Regions from separate parts of the Mus musculus genome. Here region 2 is linked to region 1. A link is a loop called in an ENCODE intact Hi-C map of the cell type or tissue named here. Cell type or tissue: heart. All regions are shown on one strand.

Region 1 (8,000 bases):
ATGGGAATTTCCTCAGCTTTGGTTAGAAAATGGGGCATCTTAATTATTAAAAAACCCACAGGCTCTTTTTCCCTTGTGAATAATGCAGATGTGTCACCAACCTACTGCTTGATTAGTTCATTCCGGGTGGTTCCTAGGAATGGCACATGAATATTTACTCAGTAATATCTCAATTTTCTTCTGCTCTGTGGTTGAATCTTCTCTTAGGTGCATGAGGATGGTTCTTTGGCACTGAAGGTGAGTCCCTGCACTTAAAGAGGTTGATTGTTGATATTGTCATGTATAGAGCTCTCTTCCATCAACTAGAATGAGCTCTTACCACCTCAGGGCCAAATGGAGGTTCATGGGCCTTCTTCTACTCTACCTTCATCTAGTAGTGTTGAGATGTCACTAGACCTCACAAAACCTTGGTCTCCTTCTTTCCTCTCAGTGAAGTTTAGACAGTACCTAAAATGTCAAATTTTGGAAAGGAGAACTATATATGAAGGAAATATTTGGCTTTTATCTTCATGTTTGATTCCCAGTCCTCCTAGGAGGGAATTCAAATATTCTCAGTCTTTCTCTGAGCCAAACCCATCTTGAAGATGTCCACTGTCAATGTGCCCAACGTTAGAATGACCCTCAGGAGCTTCTGTGTGGTATAGAGAGTGCAGGATATAGAGTGTTCTATATATGGTGCTATAGTCCATCCTTTAATTTGAAAAAGTTGAAAGAAGCGGAGGGAGAACACCCTATATTTAACAAATAAACTCAGAAGTGATCTTTCTCTAGATTCAAATATATAGCTCTTCTAGATGTTCACACTAAATATGTTCAGCAAGCTTTCTGATAGTGACAATGTTAGAAATTGCATATCAATAATGATGTGTATATTCTTGGTCAAATGCTTTAGAAAGTAAAGGACTGGTCTGCATTGTGATTGCTATGGTACATTCAGCATTCCCTTATGTTGATTACATAAAATTCCTTGCCATAGATAATTCCAACATTAAATGTAGTCTAGCTTATAAAATAGAAAACCAGCCTATATATGTGGGCATTTAGTTTGTATCAAGAGAGAAAAATATGAGGCCCAAATAACATGTTGGGCTTCAATATAGAACTGCTTGCACTTCCCATCCAAAATGGAGGACAGAGTTATTTGTGTTTCCCTCAGAATGCCATCTCTAAAATTGTTATAATGACATGATATTTGTAATGTCAGTCTGAATCATCAAAAGTTGACCAAAAAAAGTCCCTGAGAAGATCCTGTCTGCCTGTGAAAGACCTAAATGTGAATTAAAAAGTGTTCATTCCATGTTTTATGCTCTTGCCATAATAGACTTCCTAATATATATTTGGTTGCTTTTATATAATGTCATGTATTTGGGGTCAAGTATACACCTGTGAAATTATCACTTTTATCCAGGCTATAGACATATCCATCATATCTCAATATTTTTTCTTACCTCTTTTATTATATGACTACCTTACCAAAGATCTTATCAATTTACTTGGCTGCTCTTAAGTATGCAATATGCAGTGTGGTTAGCTGTAGACAGTATTTACCACTTCAGGACTCCAGAGTATCAAGTGTTTTTACTTTTTACTGAAGCTTGATGCATTTTGTGTACCCTTCCCCTCAGTCCTTGGCAACAATCATTTTAAGTTTCTGCTTCTAAGATTTTTGACTATGTTAGATTCCATATGTAAGTGAAATCATGTGGTGTTTGTGTTTCTGTGTCTGGATTATTTCACTAAGAGAAAGAAATTTTGGATCCAATTCCTTAGCAGATTGAAGATCTTCCTTCTTTTGTTTCAAATAAAAATATAAAAAGATCACAGAGGAAATCTTGCTCATATTACTCTATACAAAGAAGGAAGCACTGCTGGGGCTCTTTCCAATAATCATAAAACCTCTACAACATTTCAGTCTGAAAAGATGAAAACTTACATGACTCAGCACTAACAACTCCATCAAGAATCACTGTGTCCAGTCAAGTATTAGAGTTTCTCTACCAATGCCAGCTGCCTTACAGTTTTTCTCTTTCTCAATGTGCTAAGAGAATGTGTGAGAACACCAAGGACAGCTCTTACATTGTCCATGACCAGAAATACATTGATCATCTTTTAACAAAGAAGGGGATGACCTTTTTCAACAATATTGTAAGCCAAACAACTTTCAAATTTGTATTAGAAAGTGACCTCTTTTGAAGGGCCATCTTACTAATAATGCAATGCCATCTGCAGGTATAAGATATTCAGTGTGACTCTATAACATCTTCTCTGTGAGACTTGTACAAAGTTGCATTGTTTCTTTACTCAATGAAAAGAAATATGGGACAACAATTGTTTAGAGCTATTTCTGTGGAAGTCCTTAATCTTACCCAGAGCTAGATAGCAGGTTCATTAGCAACCTACAAATGCGGTTAGCTTGCGTACAATGTCCAAAACCTTGATGTCTTGCTATAAAAGTTTGAAAGGATAAATTTTAAAGTATGTTATATGTATTTTGATGCAAGCAAGAGGAGAAAGCTACACCAAAACACAACTAATCAAAACTAATTCAAGTGTATTAGGACTAAATTGTTAAATAAGGCATTAGCATCCCTGATGTGCACTCCTTGGAAAGATTTTCACTTGTCAATAATTAAAAACAGAGTATAATATTTCATCAACTTACAGTAGAAAGCACAGTATATGTTAAAATTTAAATGGCATATATAAATATACAAATAGATTCTAAATGTAAAAAGACAATATGTTGTTTTTAAATGTAATTTTTATGTGTATGACTTCTTTACACTAGGAAAAGTTTTTCAATGAGCTGTGATAGTAGCCAGGAAGGCCATTGATGACATACACAGACTCTGATGTTTAGTCAAGTCATTTAAAAATTGGGACAATTTTAGTTGTCTCTTTATCAGGTTGTTTAAAAACTGGATAGTTAATACAGTATTTCTTAACTTCACAAATGGAAAGCAGAGACTTTAGACTGTAAACAAAAGTTTCAGGCTGGCCAAACTTTCTCTTGTTTGGTATTCATCTTTGGGTAAATTTCAAAACTGATGAGCACTAAGGCTTATTAGTGTTAGTCTTTATGTCATAGATATCACAGGCTCCTGGGGCTTCATATTTCTCCCTAGTACAGTGTTCTTATTACCCATCTCTCCTGCTGTTTTTCTGCTTAAGAGATTCTCAAGCTGGCTGTATAAGCCAGATAATCCTGACTTATACTTGTTTAGCAGAATGAGATTTTTAAAATTTTGCTTGTTTGGTTTTAAGACAGGGTCTCAATTTGAAGCCATGGCTGTCTTGGAACTTGCTATGTAAACCAGGCTGATCTCAAACTTATAGAGATTTCCCCTACCTCTGGAGTGCTAAAATTATATGCTCCATCATACCTGGCACAGTCTTTTGTTATGTTATGTTTTGTTTTGTTTTGTTTTGTTTTTTTGGAGACTGGGTTTCTCTGTATAGCCCTGGCTGTCCTGGAACTCACTTTGTAGACCAGGCTGGCCTCGAACTCAGAAATCTGCCTGCCTCTGTCTCCCAAATGCTAGGATTAAAGGCGTGCACCACCACTGCCCGGCTTAAAAATGTGTAGCCCAGGCTGGCCTCGAACTCGTGATCCTCCTGCCTCTGCCTCCTTCAGCAAGTCCTACCGGCGTGTGCCACCACTACCGGCTCCTGGCACAGTCTTACACATGTTGCTGGTGGCTATAGTCATGCTATTGGGCATAATGGGCCTATGGCCTCACAGTCTAAACTCTTTACTATTTAACCCTTTGTTGAAAACATTTGCTGACCTCTGCTATACATTAGAAAGCATTTCTTTACTTCTGTGAACAACATTGGCATTTTGTTACTTGTTCCTGCTAGCATTCATCTATAGTTCTTTAAAATTGTTTCCCTAGAGTAGCTAATTCATCAGAGAAATGACTGGAATTTGGAAAAGTATTAAGGAAAGAATGAGAAGAATACATGCATCTGAAAAAGATGGGCTTGAAGGTGCTCAGTACATGACTGCCCTTTGCTGCCATCTATGGGTACCAAGAGTCCTCTAAGTTCCTCAGTCTTTTTCTTTTTTCTTTTTCTTTTTTTTTAAATTAGGTATTTTCCTCATTTACATTTCAAATGCTATCCCCAAAATCCCCCATACCCCCCCCCACTCCCCTGACCACCCACTCTAACTTCTTGGCCCTGGCATTCCCCTGTACTGAAGCATCTAAAGTTTGCAAGACCAATGGGCTTCTCTTTCCAATGATGGCCGACTAGGCCATCTTCTATTCATATGCAACTAGAGACACGAGCTCTGGTGGGTACTGGTTAGTTCATATTGTTGTTCCACCTATAGGGTTGTAGACCCCTTTAGTTCCTTGGGTACTTTCTCTAGCTCCTCCATAGGGGGCCCTGTGATCCATCCAATAGCTGACTGTGAGCATCCACTTCTGTGTTTTCTAGGCCCCAGCATAGCCTCACAAGAGACATTGGGAACAAAACACCAATGGAAGGAGTTACAGAAACAAAGTTTGGAGCTGAGATGAAAGGATGGAGCATCTAGAGACTGCCATATCCGGGATCCATCCCATAATCAGCCTCCAAACGCTGACACCATTGCATACATAAGCAAGATTTTGCTGAAAGAACCCAGTTCCTCAGTCTTAACATATAAGTTGTATTGAAATGTTTTCTCTGTTTTAAGCAAGTAGACTTATGATGTACTTTCTGATTTTTTTCTTCTGATAGTACATATGTCTGTCCACATTGAAATCATAGACACTGACAAATATACAGGAGAGAGGAAAGCTTTCAAATAAGTGGTGATTAAGTCCTCAGGAAAATGCTATCAGGTATCATTTGGTGTGTGTGTATGTGTGTGTGTGTGTGTGTGTGTGTGCGCGCGCGCGTGTGTGTGTGTGTATACACAGCAGTATATATAACAAATGTATTTTATGGAATAAAAACTTTTAACTTAGCTAGTAGAGAGATATAGCAGCTATTAATTTACTGACTCTACCCCCAGCCTAGCCATTTTCCTTGCCCTGTAATAACAGAGATGGGTCTTGTTAAACAGGGTCAGGGTCAGTGTTTACTCTCCAGCAAGTCAACCATAACTCCTTCTAACTCATGCCTTTCAGGTGGCTTGCTTTGACATCAGCTGCTGTCTTCCACCATTTTTACTCAGTTTATTATGATTTCAACTCCTGTTGCAACTTTTTTATATTTCCCTTGTTCAGATTATTATATGGTTTCTCTCTTCTGATTACAATGTAACTAAAATAACAGAGAGGTAAGAACAGACTGTGTTTGTTCCTAAAACATTTTATCTAGTAAGCAAATTAAATTTCCCAAGTATAAAGAGTCCATGGAGTGAATTGGCTTTTGTATAAGCCTTAAAATGAAATTACTGAATCATTTTCTACTTAACAAGATCTCTTTAGTGTATGAGCAACCTCTGGGAATTCAAGAGCAATAATAGGGAAGAGAAAATATTCATTTCACAATTCTACCCATTTCCTTCAGAAAATGAACATGAAAAGAAAACATTTTCCAGTTTTGGTTTCCTAATTCATTTTACTCTCCTTCTTTTCAAAGTTTCCTATTCTTGTTTCTTTACTTCAGTCCTGGTGACCCACTGGAAACTTTAGACACCTGTTTCTATAGCACTGCTTCTAAGAGAGCAGTTAGATGATGTGTGCTGAAACCCAAGTTAAAATTTCTTTGTGGGTAGTAGATTTATAAAGGTAGACCACTGAATACCATTGTAGCTTCACTGAATCAGAATCCTGAAAGAGCAGAAAACCAGAAACCTACTACAGTTCTGTTTTTCTTCCATGCAAGACTACTGAATTAGTAACCATTTATAATGGTATTATCCAATATTAATTTGCATTCTAATATGAGAAGTTCTAGTTTATTATAGATTAGATTAGCATGTAATCTTGGATTTACTTTTATCTGGGATATTTTAACACTTGTTACAAGAGATTGTACAGTCCTTGAGTAAAAGCTCAGCCTTAGATATGGATGCTAGAGTCCACAGGCTCAAAAATCTGTGTGGTTGAGCTTCATGGTGAGCTTCTGAAAACAAGATGCATGCTGCTTATTTCCGCCTCAGACAATGATTCTCTATATAGATAAGTGAAGAAATAGTGGAGGTGGTATAAGGAAACTCTGTAGTGATGTGTGGAGGAGCCGATAATGGAAGTTGCACACACCCAAGATGGAGGCTGGACAAAAGCCTTGAGTGAGAAGCAAGGCCAAAAGACTCAATCATTCCTCAGCAGGGGACAGAAGGATTGCAAGGAATGAGAAAGTACTTAGTGACCATCCATGTCCCACCATTTCCAGACATTTCTCTATGGTGAGTAATTATTTATAAAAAAAGAAAATATTTTAAAACTTCTTTTGACTTTAATAAGTATCATATTATATAACTCAAGGTTGACATACAAAGATATTTACTGTTTTTTTTTGTTTGTTTCTGCTCCCTCACTGTCTTCCCTTTCTCTCCCTCCTTTCCTTTTGGTGAAAGATATAAAACTCAAGACCTCTTAAATACTTAGCCAGTGTTCTACTGCTGAGCTACATCTCTCATCCCACCTCTATAGTCAAATTACCCTGAATTCCCTGAAAAACAACCTTTAGGGAGAGAGAAGTCCTGTAATGTTTGTTACCTATCTACTTAACCTTTCATCCTTCTGACTTCTTATTTTGAACTATTTGTAAGTTCACATGAGTTTTCTTGATATTTATATATTTATTATATACATCTATAATATTTATAGCCACTTTTTACAGTGAGAACATATTGCACAGGTAGAGTATGATATCTAAATGTGTAATATTTATTTTTAAAAACTCTAGATAATGACTGTTTATGTAGCTGGAAATTTAGTAAGTGAATAATTATTCAAGGAACTGTGTTTGCTGTGCTACTTGTAGTAATGGAGTACTTAGCAATCTGAGGTCAATCTTAATAGACCCTGAGTTCATTCATTGCTATGGTTAGGGGGTATCATTAGTTATGACTTATTGAAATGCTTTAGTTAGTCACCACATCCTTCTACTTTTGAGACTTGGTAACTCTGGACTCAAAGAACCAACTCATATTGAAAAATGTTTCAAATTTCTCTGTCCCTTCTTATTAACATATTGTAGACAAACAGAAGCAGGAGATGAAGAGAAAGTAGAACTGTTTTGACCAGTGCTACACAGACAGCTGCTGGAATATGATATGCTCATGAAATTGATTTTCTTTTCATGAAACTCATCATATTCTCCCTTCATTTGAATTTTCTCTGTGTTAGAACTTGATTCTTAATATTGGCACTACATTTGAAAAGCTTTGATTCTTTTGTAAGATATTCAATTATTGACTCCCTTTCAATTTTCTACAGTTTTAAACTCTAGAAGACTTGGATATTAATAGAAGTTCTACCAGCTATGGTTTTTCTAACCATGACCAGTAAACTTTAATCATCCGTGCCTTTCAATTTCACCTGTATACTCAGGGTTATCTAGAACAACACTGCAAATAGAAACTGCAGATAGATGTGTAGGAGGGAATTTATTAGGGAAGTTGGCCACTGAAAAGTTCCATGACAGGTCTTCTGCAGGCTAGAGACCACCACATGGTAAATCCCAACTCAGAGACCCTCACAACCAAGAAGGCTGATAGTATAACTCTTACTTCAAGGCTGAGAGTCCAAGTACTCATTCATGGAGGGGAGCAATGCAACCTCAAGACCAGAAAGCCTGGGGTTCTGATGTGTAAAGCAGGAAACAAGGATGGAGTAGTTCTCAGACAGGTGTAGGTAGGTGTATTCACAAATTCCCCCAGGAGTGGCTATTCACAGAACAAACGTATATTTCTTACTGTGTGGTGACCTGGTTAGCTTTAATTTTCAACTTAACACAGGCTAGAGTTATCTGAGAAGAAAGTCCCAACTGGAGAATTATCTAGATAAATTTGCTTCTGAGCAGGGTGTGAAGGATTGTCTTAATCGTTAATTGAT
Region 2 (8,000 bases), 300 kb before region 1:
TCTGTCTCTGTCTCTCACACACACAGCCACATACCAATAATAAAAATTAATGAATATCCAATTTATAATGTGTCTAAAAGAAATAAGATTCTGATTTTAATTACTTTGGATATAGATGTTTAATTGCTTCTATATAATCTGAGTTTTAACCCCTTATTGGATTGATGACCTTGACTTCCTTCTGTGTTTATGATCTTTCATCTATAAACTTGTCCCATACAGTCCCATTTCTCTATTTTTTTACTTTTTGTTTCTTACAGTTTTGTGTGTGTGTGTGTGTGTGTGTGTGTGTGTGTGTGATCCTGTAAAATCCAATCTCATAAAGCTTTCTGGCTATGTTTTGCCCAGGAATTTTATAATTTCAGTCCTTGGCAAGGTCTTTAATCCATTTTGTGCTAAGCTTTATGTATGGTGCAATGCAATGTAACTCTCTTCCTTCACATATGCAGTTCCCGTTTGAGTCGCCATGCTTTCCACATTTCATGGTTTTGGAATCCTCACTGAAGATTAACTGAGCTAGGCTCCAGGATTAATTTGTGTGGTCTGTTACATTTTTCTGTACACACACACTTGTGCCAGTACCACACTGTTTAGATTACTGTTCTAAAACTATTCAAAATTAGGAAGTGTGAGACCTCTATTCTTTTACAGTGTAAATTTATATACTTGGGAGTTTTTTGGTGGTTCCTTATGAATTTCAGAATTTTTTCTGTTTCTATAAAAATAACTGTGATTTTGATAGGTATTGCATTTAATTTGCTTACTTCTTCACAAGTATGGAAATAATAAGCAAATATAGTTTCCAACAGGTTTGCTTGCTGCTTCTTCCGTCTCATCTGTGTCCATGGTTTTCAGAGTTCATATCTTTCACCTCCCTAAGTTCATTCCTAAGTATCTGACTGTTTGGGCACTACTATAAGTGATACTGCTTTTCTTAATTTCCTGTTTAGTTTGCTTATCCTTGTCAGTCATACAGTTAGAATGTTTTGTTTGTTTTGCCTTGTTTCTTTCAACTTTGATAAGTTTTTTTTTATTAGTTATAATAGGGTTTTTCTTTTTGGCATGTATAGAATGTTTGGGAGTTTCTAAGGATAATGTCATGTAATATCATCCAAGCACAGTGGTAATTTTACTTCTTTCTTTATTTGGAATCTTTTTTTGGCCTGCCTCCCCCTCTTTTTCTTGCTTAACATTCTGGCTTGGAATTCCATGCTAGGCACGTAGGAGTAGAAAGACCAGGCTTTCCTGTTCTGTTCTTGATCTTGCTTGAAAACACATGAGCCTTTTCCCATTGACTATGGTATTGGCTCTGGTTCCCCATCCCTATATATAGTCTTTATTATGCTGATGTAGTATCCTGTTTTTAGTTTGTTGAGTGTTTTCATTATGACTAGATGTTGAATTTGGAAAAATAACATTCTGCATCAGTTCAGATTATAATGTGGTTTCCTGGTCTTTCATTTAGTTAATACTACATCATTAATATTTGTGTGTTGAACCATATTTGTGCTATGGGAATAAATTACACTTTGTCATGAGGCATAACCCTTTTAATGTCATGCTCAATTAAATTTGTTGATATTTTGTTGATTATTTCTGCTGTATGTTCATCAGGGATACAGGTTTATGGTTTTGTTTTCTTGCAGTGTGTTTGCCTGTCACGTATATCTAGATTATACTGTCTCATAAAATGAGTTTGGGAGTTGTCTTAGCTTATTTTCTGTTATGGCAACAGGATCCTAGACAGAAGCTTTGTGCTAGAAGAGATTTATTTTTTGATAAATAATAGTTGGAGCCTGAATATCCAAGTTTGGGTAGTCAAATTTACTGAGTATTACATGGTTATGATACAATACAACAGAAGATACCCCACAGCAAAGGTAGAAATCAAGGAGCTCAGAGGGGCCTTTCATACACCCCATCATCTACAATATCTACCTGGATCCAACACACTCTGTGGGACCACCATTAATGCTGCTGGCTCAGTGTGATCATGACCCAGTCACTTCTCACTAACCCCCATTTCTTAAAGGTCTGATCACTTCTCAGTAACTCCCAAGCTTCCAGCACACGATCCTTTAGAAGAGACTATCAAATCCGTCAAAGAAATGTCCCCTTATTTTCATTTTTTTTGAAGATTTTGAGAAGAATTGCCTTTAATTATTCTTTAAATATTTTGTGGAATTTTCTGGTGAAGTCATTTGGTTCTGGGCTTTTCTTTGTTGGGATGTTTTGTTTTGTTTTTTTAATATGTCACCATCTTACTTACAGGACTGCTTAGACTTTCTGTTTTATCAGGTACAAGTTGTGTTGGGTGGTATGTTTCTAGAAATTTAAGCATCATTTATAGTCATTTCTTTTAGTTTATCTGACTCAGTATAAAGTGTTTTCAAACTATTCTGCCATCGCCCTCTTAATTCTGTCACATCACCTACATGGTTCCTTCTAATTTCTGATTTTAATTTATTTTTTATCTCTCTCAATCTGAGTAAGTATCTACTTACTTTGTAGATAGCTAATAGTTGAGAGAACACTCTTGGAGTGTTTGTCCTGTCTGTAAAATGGGCCAAGCATGTTCTGTGCAGGCTGCTGAGCCTCAGAGACAGCATGTCACTTCTTCTTTACAGCCTTTTACTTGGTGCTTAATAAATAGCATTGAGTCAGGGAAATTCTGTAATAAATTCTGCATCTATTTTATCCATTATAAAAAATCAAAGCCTTTAATCCTCATAGCTCTTCACACCCACTTCTTAGAAAGTGTGACTCTTGCCTCTGCTGTGTGTGTGTGTGTGTGTGTGTGTGTGTGTGTTGTTTGTTTGTTTTGTTTTTGTGTTATTTTCCTCTTACCTATATGGCACTTTGTTATGCATGTTTAATATTTTTGAAAAATAATTTATTTATTATTATTTTATGTACATTGGTGTTTTGTCTATATGCATATCTGTATAGGGTATTTGATCATGTAGTTACAAACAATTTGTGAGCTACCATGTGGGTGTTGGGAATTCAGCTCAGGTCCTTTGGCAGAGTAGTCAGTGTTCTTAACCACTGAGTCATCTCTCCTACTCCTGCATGTTTAATTCTATAAAGACAAATTACTTGGGGTTGGAGAGATGGCTCATTCATTGCTGCTCCTCCAGGGGATTTAGGGCTTGATTCTCAGCACCTACATGATGCCTCCCAACATCTATAATTTCAATTTCAGGGGATTTGATGCTCTCTTCTGACCTTTGAGAGCATCAATACACATGTGACAAAACATCCAATACACATAAAAATAAAATTAAAATTAAAAAGAAAAAGACAGGCTACTTTTACAAACCTTCCGTTGTTAACTCTATTTTTAAAAATCTAAAGTATTTAAAAGATTTCCTTTCTTTTATGCATATGGCATTTTGCCTGCATGTATGCATGTGCATCATGTGAATGCAGTGTCTGCAGAAGCCAGAAGATGGCACCAGACTCCCTGGAACTAGAGTTATGGATGTTTGTGAGCTGCCATGTTACAGGAACCAAATCCCATGTGCAAGAGCAGCAGGTGTCTTAACTGCCAAATCCTCTCCCAAACCACTAAGAACTCTTGTCCTATACTAGTGGTGATAACTTGGTAGAGAACTTTTTTTCTAAGCTGATTAGAAACAAAAATCTTTCCTTTTACTATAATAATTCCAGTGTTTCCACTTACAATGAAACCTTTTGTGTAACTGTCTCATAAACCTCAGAAGCTTCAATCTGTGTATCTGCATTTGCAGGATGTAGTTTTACCATTTTGGAAGAAGGGAAACCTTTCTTTTTCCTTTGACTTCTCATGTGTGTTTGTTTGAAAGTCTCTTGTTTGAATTACAGCTTGATTAGACATAGCTGACTTTTAATTTTGACCCAGTTAAGGACTCTGAAAACAATTATAGGCACAGATAACAAATATTAATTTTTTATATTAAATTCTAACTCCCAAAACAGCATTTGGGTTCATGGACAAAGAAAAATTCACTGAATCCCTTGATGGAAATTTATATTCAATGCATTATTGGCATTATTATTATTCTGTGACACAGGCAAAGATTTACCATTAGACAAAGGAGAATGGTACCTGAGTATACAGAGGAATAAGCATTATTACACTTTTTGAAAGTTATTCAAGTTAATTGCAAAGGTAGCAGAAAGTTCAGCATCCTCTTTGTTGGATCTTATTATTTTTATATGAGAGTAATATTAAAGGCACTCGATTTAAATTGCTCCTGTCAGCCTTTACTATGCCCACAAACAACCTTCAAACCTTAGCCATGGGTTGTAGTTTTGTTGGTCCCATTTGGCCTTCATGTGCTTCTAATGCCTGATAAGCACCCATGGTGTGAGGCCTACTGTTCTCATTGTGGAGAAGCCCTGAGGACATAAATAAACCACAAATTCATATGACATTCCTTTAGTCAAAGCAAGTCACCAAGCCAAGCCTGAATTAATAGTACAATTAATTCTGTCTCTTGGAAAGCCCAGCAAGGATTGGAAAGTACTCATTCACAGTAATTCAGTCCCTAGCAAGAAACTACCCTATGAATTCTGCTGAGCTTCCATGCAATCCTGTAACATGTACAACATGTCGGCTTATAAATGTCAGACTACAAATATCTCATTTCTAGTGAAAGAACTTTATAAACACAAGATAATTTTGGGACATAGATTTCTTAATTCAAAACGATGCTACATGTCAACTCTGGAAAGTAGGACTCAAAGTGGAGCTGTGGGTTGTTGACCCCTCCTGCTCCTTCAGTGTCTCTGTACTCTTTTCTCTGCCTTCCTGGAAATCCCTGAGAGGATTCTGCAAAGTATATCTTGAAAATCACCAGTGTCTTGCTTCTTGGAGCAGACTCCACAGATGGTAAGAGGTGTTGGGTTACAAAGCGTGCAAAATGTTTGGGTGGGTTGGGAAATGTTAAGCAGAGCTGCAGGAATTCTCGGAAGCTTTAGAGTGTTGATGTTCCTTTAGAACTATTCGGGAATGCAGGTCTCAGAATTCCCAAAGCTTTTCTGAAGCAGCTCACTGTTTTAGATCATATCTTAGAGAAGACTATACTAAACAATGCTTTCTGGTAAAAGTATATATTTTTGTAGAAGTATATATCTGGCGCAGAGACCCAGGACAGGACTACTGTCTGAATTTTTCCTCATTTGGTTAGTTGCATTAGGAGTCTCCTTTTGGTCATGTTCTTGGGCTTCTTCCTATGACCTAGGCATACTTGGGCAATGATGTAAATGCTTTTGTGGGTATTTTAACCTTTGAGAACAATAAGCCTGGTTAATGCCTTTGTTTGGAATCAATGTGAAAGACATTGAGTGACCATGAGTGATTGGTTTCACAAAATGAAGGATTGTGTGAGCTGACCTGAAGTAACTGTGGTCATCGCCCACAGCATTAGCAAGCACTCAGGGATTCCCCTCTGATGCATTTGAAGCTTCATTCATGAAGAAAATTATAGATGTTGAAAACTGTAATTTCCCATAATACACCAAAATACACAAATTACTAATTTTCCCCCCTTTTGGTTCACAAACAAGTGGCTGTTGTTAATCTGTGTAATTTGTGTCCTAGGTTACTTGTTTGCAAAGCTCCCTAGACTGGCTCATATATCATTAGAAGGTAAATTTGAGTCCAGTTCTTATCCAGAGTTTCATAGGAAGGGTACATTCTCAAAAACCTGATGGCATAAGTAGTACAGATCCAAATTCCTGTTTTAGAAATGCGTATTATTAGCACTACATATGGATGGAAGAATATTCATGGAGAAACAGACTCTGGAAGCCTCTCCTTCCTCTTTTCCTCTTAGGTTGCTAACGTTTTGTGAAATATTAACTAACTGCTGTCATATGAGGACAATGACAATTAAGAACCCTGCAGTGAGGTGTGAAAGGGTGAACTCACCTTCACTCCCTTGCACCCAATTCTGTTTTAAGTAGGCCTTGTTTATTTCCCCTTCTACCAGGAGAATTTTCATATTTCATAAAAATAAACTTTTTGAAAGGAGAGCCTTAATTATTTGTATTAGCCATTGTACAGTAATGCTTCTAGTAATGTATCAATGTAATTACAGTAATTACTTCATAATAAACATGCACATATGTAATATATATAAATAAAATATAAAATGAAGTTTTAATTTATACTTAAAATATTAAAAAAGAATTGCTGATGTTTCTCTATTACTTCTTCTTAGATTAATACAATTTCCTCAGAAATATCACTTTTAAATCTTCTAACTTAAAGTTTTTAATATCTTCTCTCTTCCATCATAATAGTTTCAATGACATGTAAGAAAAGACCTATTATCTAGTGACCAGCTTACTCAGGCAACTCAAGCTCATAGGCTACAGACTGTGCTTGTGTAAGGTAGACCAATGTAAGGGGGCCCAGAGAGCTCAGAAAAATGCTCTTAGAAAAATGTGCCTATTGTCTAGGCAGGACCACACCCAGTTTCTCCCCATGGGATGGTAATCTGGAGTCAGCCACTTCCTGGGAGAAGGAGAAATAAACAAAGCCTGCTTAAAGTAGAATTGGGTACAGCAAAGGTGAATTTGTCCTAGTAGACCTGTGAGGAGAAATCCCTATTTAGCATCTCCTGTACATGCCTGATGGGAGCATGTATATGCTTAAAATTATGAGATGTATTGAGAGACATGTAACAGCTTGTCTGTTAATCAGGTTAAGAATCCACTTCAACACCACCCATACCCTCCAATATACAGCTTCTTCCATTTGCCTAAACTCAGTGAAAGTGCTCAAGTTATGTGGTTGCTTGGTTGTTCCATTTTGTAAGATGTATTCTATGAGTCTTCTCTTAGTTTTAATAAATCTGAACTTTCACTCGTATTGCCTGCCTGGTAAAATCCTCATGTTTTGCAATACCTGAGACCCTCCTCTGGTGACAGGAATGTCCATAGTGCTGAGCACATTGCTTATCATATGGCACATAATGAGTGATTAACAATATTACATTTCTAAGCATCACTGCAGTCATTGGGTTTGGGCAGATATAACACATGCTTAGTGTCAAAACAAGTTTGTTTTCTCCACATTCTGACTCCCAGGTGTTTTCCATCTCAGTATCCTCTAAAGTCTTCTTCATGTAACAAAGACTGCCTGCCTTTTGTAGAAGTTAGGTCTGGTTCTATCTCCCAGCCCCATGTTTCCAGAAATAGGACACAGGCTCAAAATACATTTACAAATAATTTGTCCATATAGTGAGGCTCTTCTCTGACTAGATCATAACTTAATATAGCCAATTTATTTTATCTACATTCTGGTTACCTCCTGAACAAATCTTTCCATGCCTGGCTCTACCTCGGTATCTTTTCTGCCACCCAGATGTTCCACCGCTTATTTCTTGCCTAAGCCATAGGCCATTAGACTTATTATTGATGGGTGACACATCCATACAGACATAAGATATTCTCTCTACAATTCTCTCTCTTAGTCTAATAAAAGGCTTTTTTTTTTCAAATATAAGTGAATTGGATATAGGGAATATAATCCTTACCTGATGTTTTTCATAATTGTGAATATTGTATATAATTTATTGATGTAAGGGAAAGAGGATTTTATTGGACTAAAAGGGGAAAGTGTAGAGAGAATCTCTTATAAGCAACATCTGTCAATAAAAAAGTTGATGGCTGATGAGCTGAGGCAGGAAATAGGAGGTGGGACTCTGGCAGGAAGAAAGAGGAAATAGAGAATAAAAGGAGATGTAGGGATAGACAATGAAAGATTCAAGCAAGATGCTCAGAGAGATTCTTGATTCAAGATTCTTGATTCAAGATTCTTGATTCTTGATTCAAGATTCTGAGAGAGGATGCTGAGAGAGAAACTGAGGGAGATGTGAAGAATGAAGCAGGCTTGGACTGAAGGAGAGGTAACTAACCAAGTGGTAGAAAAAGAATAGTTTGAAAGGGTTAAATAAATTATGAGCTAGCCAGGTAATGAACCAAAGCTTATGGCCTAGGCATGTATT

Evidence for each region. Hi-C counts contacts between places; a loop is a spot of excess contacts. Peaks named below come from ENCODE experiments on the same cell type or tissue, not always from the same donor. Only the 100,000 strongest peaks of a DNase experiment are listed, where the experiment ranks them.
Region 2: a loop joins it to region 1, with 11 times the contacts of the local background. A loop is called at or near these places in 15 of 42 quality-filtered maps.

Annotation. Positions count from the first base shown.
Region 1 is chr12:119,321,585-119,329,584 of GRCm38, forward strand. It overlaps Gm46331 (a long non-coding RNA gene), which reads left to right and starts at 4,661. Exons shown (of 3, transcript XR_001780539.1): 1 at 4,661-4,832; 2 at 6,120-6,346. In heart, a CTCF peak has its summit at 4,021; no DNase peak of the experiment used is centred here.
Region 2 is chr12:119,023,048-119,031,047 of GRCm38, forward strand. No RefSeq gene overlaps it. Among named protein-coding and RNA genes, the nearest start is that of Abcb5, 61 kb to the left of the region's middle. In heart, a CTCF peak has its summit at 3,438 (motif pointing right); no DNase peak of the experiment used is centred here; H3K27ac peaks cover 668 bases.